Regions from separate parts of the Homo sapiens genome. Here region 1 is linked to region 2. Evidence: chromatin contacts called from ENCODE Hi-C or POLR2A ChIA-PET data. All regions are on one chromosome and are shown on one strand. Each heading gives the region's core, a stretch centred on a gene start or an enhancer-like site at or near the end of the contact. The rest is flanking DNA. Distances are from core to core; before and after follow the strand shown. Region 1 holds the start of HBP1 (HMG-box transcription factor 1). Region 2 holds the start of LINC01004 (long intergenic non-protein coding RNA 1004).

Region 1 (4,080 bases), core at 1,460-3,959, 2.2 Mb after region 2:
AAACATCTGAAAGATAGTTAAAAACTGTAGTTATATCTGTTTTAGTCTGAGAGTATAATTAGCACATGTAAAAATTTCCAAGGAGATCTTACTAGTTTTGTACTTTGATCTTTGTTCTGGCTTATAAGTTGGCTAGTTTTATTGGTCACTCAATTAATGATGATGTCTCTGGTAAATACACATAAGCTACTAATGTGGTCATTTAGCCCCCCACGGAAGTCAGAAGATTGGACTAAGTGTCCACTTAAAGGTGTAGCGAATTCTAATACTAGTATTTAATCAGTTGTGACTAAACTATCTAAATTTAACTCATATTAAAGACTTGGATAAAAATGAGAAAAAGTGTGCAAAAAATGTTTTCTATCTTTTTATTCTCAATAATTGGCACAGTGGTCAAAAAATGGAACTAAACGTTTCTGAATGAATGGAAAAGGCTTTATGGAGCTATTAAAGGATAAATTATTATTTGTAACATATTGTACAATATCTGGATCTAAAGTTGAATTTTTTTTCCCCATTTCCGGTGTCCCCCGATAAAAAAAATCACCACTAAGGCATTTGGTAAAAACTTTAAAATAGTTTAACTTTTAAAAACAAGGTTTAGCTGAAAGCAGATCTCACAGTTTGTGTACTGGAGAGGGGTAAAGCAGTATGTCAATCTCTTGCCAGCTCTTTTTTTTTTTTTTTTTTAAGAGAAAAGTTTTTTAGTTTTCTAGGAGGAGTTAGACATAAATATCTCAAAACAATTTTAAATAATTAGGTGAACTTCACAGATTTTTCTTTTTTGTCAAGAAATTACATGTTGGAGTAGAGTTTATATTTTCTATTCTAGTACACGATGACCCTCCATTGTAAAAAAAAAAAAAAAAAAAAAAAGCATACACAAAGTAGCAGAGACATTCATTTCTTTGAGTCACTAATAATTTCTGAAAGATGATAAATTCAAATCCTGTCCTTTTTCCTCAGGGAAAAAATTAAGCATTCTGTTGGCTCTCCTCTGAATTATTTTAATAAAAAATAGAATGCTTTATTACTATTTGTGAACATAGAAAGTAAGTATTTGATTACACGGGAGGACTACTTTATAATTTCACTTCACGGATTCAAATGGGGAATTCTCAAGAATTTTAAACTCGATTTCAACATGTGGGGGCTTATTTTGGATTTCTTGATTTGTTACGCGGCTTTCAGGTATATTTAAAAATCCAAGAAATGCAGGAGGTTTTAAAGAAATAACTAGCTGTGTGATTTCTGGCTCTGTCCAAAGGTTTGCTTTTACAGATTTCTTACTAATGTAGGTTTTCCTCATCTTAATTCTAAGCATATATTTAGTGATCTAAAGTTAGAAAATCTAAAGCACAATTTAAATGATTAAACACTAAAGGTTCAAAGGGGGGAAAAAGCTTAATCATGCCTTTGTAATGTGAATGGTAAAGACACCAATTATTGACTAGATGCAGCCGACTGTGAATGGACAGCCATGTTTAAAGAGAAGTTAACTATAAAGCAGGGAAGCGTCTCTGGTGAGTCAGAGAATTCGTAACTTGAGGAACTCCTAGTGGAAATGAAGTGGAAAGACAGTTTCTTTCATCAATGAGAAAACGTCTAGAAGGAAAAGAGGGTTAATAAAACTCACCAGAGAAACTTACTGATAATGATTCACAAATTAAATCAGTTTACGTCATACATTACACCCTTTGTATTACGTTAACCAACGAGCATACTAATCAGTATGGAAAATGCCGCTTTAACTTGCCTCAATTTCGTAATCGCCCGCCCCCGCCCCCGCTTTGTAAATTCTCTAGACTCCAGCTTCTCGCTTGCTCACAGTCCATCCCCCAGCCTCACTCTTCCTGGCACTTAGGTGGCGGCTCAACAAACTTAGGTGAACTGAACAGAGCTGACAAGGCAATCTCAAGTTGCTGTCCTGGGAGTGGTGAGGCAAGGCACAAGAGAAAGGACTTCTAGTTCTTCCCACTGCCAGTGCAGCCCCCAGCATCACTTTCGACCCCTTCGTGCCTGGGGCCGTGATTTGTGGGTGATCAAGTCCCTCGCTAGCCTGCAGTACTTCCGCTGGTGCAGTCATCTCCTTCCCCTCGCACTAAAACAATACCCTGGCCTCCTGCCAAACTCTTGAGCAGCGAGCAACTCTGGCTGTTTATGGCCCGGATTGGGTGCTGCAAGAGGCTTGGGCCGCTCTAAGTGTTAGCAGAGGCCCGGAGGAAAAGAAGAGGCCCAAGCTTTAAAACACTCCCTTCCTCCGCCCCCTCCCTTTTGTCCCAGACACCAAAACAAACGAGCTGATACACGTGTCCCTATGACTCTTGTTTACTATCAAGACTGCGCTGTGCGAGCGCCTCTGGGATACGTAGTCCAGCTCTTCCCCGGCCAGCAGTCTCCCACAGCCAAGGACCAAGGCTTGAGACTACGAACCCACAATCCATTTCGGGGACAAAGTTTGGCTTGGGTCCCCGGACTCTCGGCAATAGTCCAATCCGAAGCACTTACTCTTGTGATTGACATGCCATCTTCTCCAGTAAACACAACACAAAAGTCAATACATGCCCGCCCCCCGAGACGGACCACGGTACCACCCAATGGGAAAGGGGAAGAACCGAATGGCAGTTCTGCAGTCCAATAAGAGGGCGAAAGAGCTGGGCGGGGCTCAACCCCCAGGGGGTTGAGGGGAGGGGGAAGACGAAGCTTGAAAGACTTGGTAATGGCGACGGGTTTGGTAAGTAGGAAAGTTTCGGTTGAGGAGTAAGAGCTGCCGCGGGAGCAGTAACCCGCGCGGGGGAGGCCGACGTCGGTCGGAGAGGGGGTACGAGAGCTGCTGGTGGTGTTGTCGTGGCCGGAGCGGCCCGCGCCTGGGCTGCCGGCACTTCGCGGCAGGTTTGTTGTCTTTCAGTTAGGGAAGAGGTGGGGGTGGGGAAGGGAGGGGCAGGAGCGCGGGGGATTGGGCAGACTGGAGGGCTCGGGTCCTCGTTCCTTCTTCTCGGAGGGTTGCCCTTGGGGTGGGGGCAGTTAACCGTTCGATTGGTGCCCGCGGCGAGCCCACCGGAGCAGCGTCTCCCGCGAGCTCACCTGGGCTTCGGGGCGGCGGCGCTAGGGGGTCTCGGGCGGGGGCCGGGAGGAGGCAGGGGGAGGGCGAAGTTCCGGGCCAGGTCGCGCGGTGGGTGGCCGGGCCGGGTGTGGAGATGGGGCGGGCCAGGGCGGGGGAAGGGGCCGACGCAGCGCCGGGGCTGCCCAGGAAAGTTTGACTTCAACTCCCCGTTTGTGGGCGGAGGGTCGGAGCTTGGCCAGGGGTGGGGGGCTGGCCGGAGGTGGGGGACCCCAGTGAGGCGCCGCCTCCTTCTGGACTGAGGGGGATTCTGGCTGAGCTGAGGAGCTCGCGGAGCCGCTGGGCCCCGGGGCTCATTGTTACGCAGTTCGAATGAATGGGCTCCCAGGCGCCTGCGCGCTGGGGCTGAGCCGAGGGGAAAAACAAGCCCGGAGTCCGGGCTGCGGTCACATGATGGGGGGAAGGGAGGGGAACGCGATGAATGGCGAAAGAGGGTGGGGGATGGACTTGGCGTGAACCGGGAGGCACCGCTCTGTGTGACCCAAAGAGGAGGCTTGGCAGGCGATTCCAGTCTCCGCCTTTCAACCTATGCTGCCACCGCAGGCCGATTGAAACAAAACAAAACAAACCAGGCGAAGTGGACAGCCAGGTTTTTGTAGCTTTAAATGCTGCGTGCTGTCTAGGGTGTTTCACTCTCCGCTGTGCACTCTACACTCGAGTTCATTCTTAGGGAGTTTTCAGCTACAGTCGTTTTTAGAAGGAGCACTGACAGCGAGGTAATACTCAAGTTTTCTGTTTGTTTTGTTTTTGGCTCATGGTGCCACTGATGCCAGGACGAGAGGAGGCTTAGAAAAGGAGTTATACATACTGGGAAGCGATGGAGTCCTACTAACAGCTCGGATGGAGGCTTTAGCTTTATTAATACTTCCCTCTGAATAGCCGTAAGCACTCCTAATAGTGGTTTTGAAATTAAAGGTACTTTTTGAGAATTAGAATAATTTTAACATTGGAAATACTTT
Region 2 (4,344 bases), core at 794-3,293:
TGGTTCCCAACCTTTTTGGCACCAGGGACCCGTTTTGTGGAGGACAATTTTTCAATGGACAGGGCAAGGGGATGGTTTTGGCATGAAACTCTTCCACCTCAGATTATCAGGCATTAGTTAGATTCTCATAAGGAGAGCACAACCTAGATCCCTCACACGTGCACTTCACAATTGGGTTCTCACACCTATGAGAATCTAATGCGGCCACTGATCTGACAGGAGGCTGAGCTCAGCTATGATGTTCACTGGCCCATCACTCACCTCCTGCAGGTGCGGCCGATCAGGGGCCGGGATTGGGGACCTCTATCTTAGAGGGTTTTAGGCGAATCCTAAATAGTGTGTCTCCACTAATATTTGTTAAGTTTATGCTTAACATAGCAAGACTGATATTTGTGACAGCCCATAGACACATCTGCTCTCTTAAGATGTACAATGTTTCACAGGAATTTTAAGGGGTGTTCTTGTTTATATATTTGGCAGTTGTGTAAACTTTGGTCCTAGGAATAGAGAGAGATATGAGTCTCCAGGGACAGCAAAAACAATCAAATGGTAAAGAAGAGAGGCCATATTTTCTTTAACACCCTTAATTCCATCCTTATCTCTGCTCTTGGGTGCTTATACAGCACATTATTTGTAACTGTAGTCACTCTAAATTATCCCTTACTGCCTCTTTGATGAGGAAGAATGATTAACACAATGGAATGTTGGAAGGTTTAAAGTCTACACCTCATCTTTCCTGGTATCCTTGAATTTACTAGTCAGGAGGAGTTAAAATATAGTCATCTTTAAAAAAATCTCTCCCCTTTTCACTTCACAGTTCTTTATTTTATCCATATACTCTTAAGTGCAACTGCATTTTCTTTTGCCTTAACAGTTAAAGAATCCCACAGGGAATGATCATAGGCTACTCTGGTTTTCAATTTGGGGAAACCCTATACTTTAACTTGAATAAAATAACAAAGTCCTCCAAACTAATATGTGATTTCTGCCCAGAGCTCTGAAAGTCAAAGTAAAGAAATTCAATAAAGTGAGGGTAACAGGGAGTAAAGATGACTTTCAAGGTAGCCAAATGCCTCACCATCTAAATAATGACGCCCATCAATGAACAAACAAGATTCCCACTGTCCCATCTCCTATCCAGTGAAACACAGCCAACTTGATAATTTGTGCAGGGAAAGACTCTGTTTAGCTTATACCTTGAACCTAAGGGAAATTAAATTGCACATTTTCTGTTCCTGGCTAATCTTCTGAATAATGTACTGAACACAGTAGGAGTTAAGAATTAAAAATACCTGTCTGCAGTTTCAGAAACAATCACACACAAAATATTTGTTTATTTCCAGACTGATGAAAGACTGAATTTTTGGTCTCATGTATTTACTGTATTGTTTCATATATTTATCTATATGCTTTGGCTGTATTAACTTGTTGAAATAGTTTGTGGTTCTTTATATTTAGCTTTTATAAATAATTGAAAATCTAATGAATGCTTACTTAATAACCAATCTAAACTGGGGACTTCAAACATAGGGAGTCAAGTAATCTGGTTGTGTAATAAATAAGCAAGTTGTTATCTTTCAGGCTGAGGGCATATCAACCAAGCTAAAAGACGTGTGTGTATTAAAAAAAAAAAAAAGTCTACCAAACCACCATATGATATCCAAGGTTAACTATATAGGAGGTCTAATAACATTCAGAAGGTGCTAGATGAATATACCAAAAACATGCGGAATTAAATGATGAAAATTATTTACTGGCATTAGGACGGAATTTTTAATGTCAAATTTTAAAAATGGCCCATTAAAGTCCCAGCTCATGACATCTAAGTATCTGAAGACCCACTACTATTCCTTTTTCTTTTTCTGAGACTGTTACTCTGTCACCCAGGGTGGAGTGCAGTGGCATAATCTCGGCCCACTGCAACCTCTGCCCCTCGGGTTAAAGCAATTTTCATGCCTCAGCCTCCTGAGTAGCTACGATTACAGGTGTGTGCCACCACACCCAGCTAATTCTTACATTTTTAGCAGAGACAGGGTTTCACCATGTTGGCCACGCTGGTCTCATGACCTCACGTGCTCCACCTGTGTCAGCCTCCCAAGGTGCTGGGATTACAGGCCTGAGCCACCACAGCGAGCCAGATCTGCTATTCTTTTAAGTTACTAGTATTAAGTGATGCTTCTACTCTTGAGTTGCACCTCAGGATCTCAAGTTATTGGTTTGACCTTTAGGGAAAACAGTAACCGTAATAAAAAGATCACAATGTCTAAACATCTTGCAGTAATTCATTGTAAAAGTAGTAGGGTGAACTCTTACTATGCTTAAAATAACAGTTGATAGCCCCCCTCCACCTTTTTAAAAGATGCTTATGGCTGGGTGTGGTGGCTCACACCTGTAATCCCAGCACTCTTGAGAGGCCGAGGTGGGCGGATCACCTGAGGTCAGGAGTTCGAGACCAGCTTAGCCAACATACTGAAACCCCATCTATACTAAAAATACAAAAATTAGCTGGGTGTGGTGACACAAACCTGTAATCCCAGCTACTGGGGAGGCTGAGGCAGGAGAAATGCTTGAACTCGGGAGGCAAAGACTGCAGTGAGCCGAGATCTTGCCAGTGCATTCCAGCCTGGGTGATAGAGCAAGACTTTTTCTCAAAAAAAAAAAAAAAAGATGCTTATATTAAGTGGGGTGGGGGAAGGAGGGATGTATAGAAGTTGGTTAAATGGTACAACAGTAAAGTTAGAAGGAGTAAGTTCTACTATTTTACAGTACAGTAGGAAAATTATAGTTAATAATTTATATTGTATATTTCAAAATAGCCAGATTTGTAATGTTCCCAACACAAAGATGTTTGAGGTGATAGCTATTCCAACTACCCTGATTTGATCATTACACATGGTATACAATTATGAAAATATCACATGTGCCCCTAAAACATGCACAAATATTATCTATATCAATAAAAAGAAAGAAGTAAAGTGTTACATTAAGTGGGGAGTTTAGAAATAAAGCCTTCTCAGGCTGGGCACGGTGGTTCACGCCTGTAATCCCAGCACTTTGGGAGGCCAAGCGGGCAGATCACAAGGTCAGCAGATCAAGACCATTCTGGCTAATACGGTGAAACCCCGTCTCTACTAAAAAAGAAATAAAGCCTTCTCTCTCTCAACAAATCTAAACACTCCTAAGAAGAGATACTTTCTGGGCTAACAAGACTTTACCTGTTTGACAAGAAAAGTTTAGGCCATCAGAATATTCTAATTTTCTTAAAAAGAAAAATCCTCTTTCAGCGGTAGGTAGGTAAGATAAACTCCTAGAGTTCTGTAATTTGGTCACTTTTTTTTTTGGTTTAGGATTTAATGTTTGAAAAACACTTCTGCTAGAGAGGTTCTGCTTTTGACTTCTTAAAAGAACTAAAACCGGCCTTAAAGTTTATGCTGTAAACAGAAAAGCTAAAATGGGTATTAGACAGTATAACTGAGTTTACTCATAGCTAGGCTTCAAAGTGCCTGATTTCAAGGTGACTTGGAAATTTACTTTGTGTCTGCCCCTCATTTAAAAAATAAAGAAGCCAAGAAGCTGGTTTATTTCAATCTTTAGGCAACTCCTCTAGGCCAATGATTTTACAATCTAACATTCATTTATTATTCTAAGAATTATGTATATTATTAATAATATACACAAGGGTCAAATTTATTTGAATGTGGAATTTTAAATACAGGTGACCCTTGAACAACATGGGTTTAAAATGTACAAGTCCACTTATACACAAATTTTCTTCTGCCTCTGCCACCCCTGAGAAAGACCCCTCCTCTTCCTCAGCCTACTCAACGAGATTGAATACCTTTATGATCCACTCCTACTTAATGAACAGTAAATATATTTTTTTTTCCTCATCATTGCAACCTTTGCTTCCCAGGTTCAAGTAATTCTCCTGCCTCAGCCTCCCGAGTAGCTGAGATTACAGGCGCCAACCACTATGCCTGGCTAATTTTTATGTATTTTTAGTAGAGACGGGGTTTCACCATGTTAGCTAGGCTGGTCTTGAACTCAACAGGATCTCATCCTGTCACCCAGGCTAGAGTGCAGTGGTGCAATCATAGCTCACTGCAGCCTTAAACTCCTGGGCTCAAGCAATCCTCCTGCCTCAGCCTCCTGAGTAGCTAAGACTACAGGCATGCACAACCATGCCTGGTTTGTAGAGACAGGGTCTCACTTTGTTGCCCAGGGTGGTCTTGAACTCCTGAGCTCAAATGATCCTCCCACCTCGGCCTCCCAAAATACAGGGATTACTAGCCATGAGTCATCATACCCAGCCCATTTGATTTTATCTAGTTACTTTATTGTAAT

The links. A loop is a pair of places that touch in the nucleus more often than their neighbours do. ChIA-PET counts read pairs that join two places held with the same protein, here RNA polymerase II (POLR2A). Pooled maps may share reads with other maps.
Region 1: a map with no recorded cell type shows a loop between it and region 2 (8-fold over the local background). The contact joins the promoter of HBP1 here to the promoter of LINC01004 in region 2. A Hi-C loop is called at or near these places in 1 of 37 single-sample maps with no recorded cell type and 5 of 50 pooled maps. POLR2A ChIA-PET finds 5 or more read pairs at or near these places in 2 of 52 experiments (CD4-positive, alpha-beta T cell and CD4-positive, alpha-beta memory T cell).

Annotation. Positions count from the first base shown.
Region 1 is chr7:107,166,294-107,170,373 of GRCh38, forward strand. HBP1 (HMG-box transcription factor 1) reads left to right here and starts at 2,710. Exons shown (of 11, transcript NM_012257.4): 1 at 2,710-2,892. RefSeq lists silencers at 2,238-2,811, 2,830-2,929, 3,190-3,409 and an enhancer at 2,360-2,519.
Region 2 is chr7:104,989,122-104,993,465 of GRCh38, forward strand. It overlaps LINC01004 (long intergenic non-protein coding RNA 1004), which reads right to left and starts at 2,044. Exons shown (of 1, transcript NR_039981.2): 1 at 1-2,044.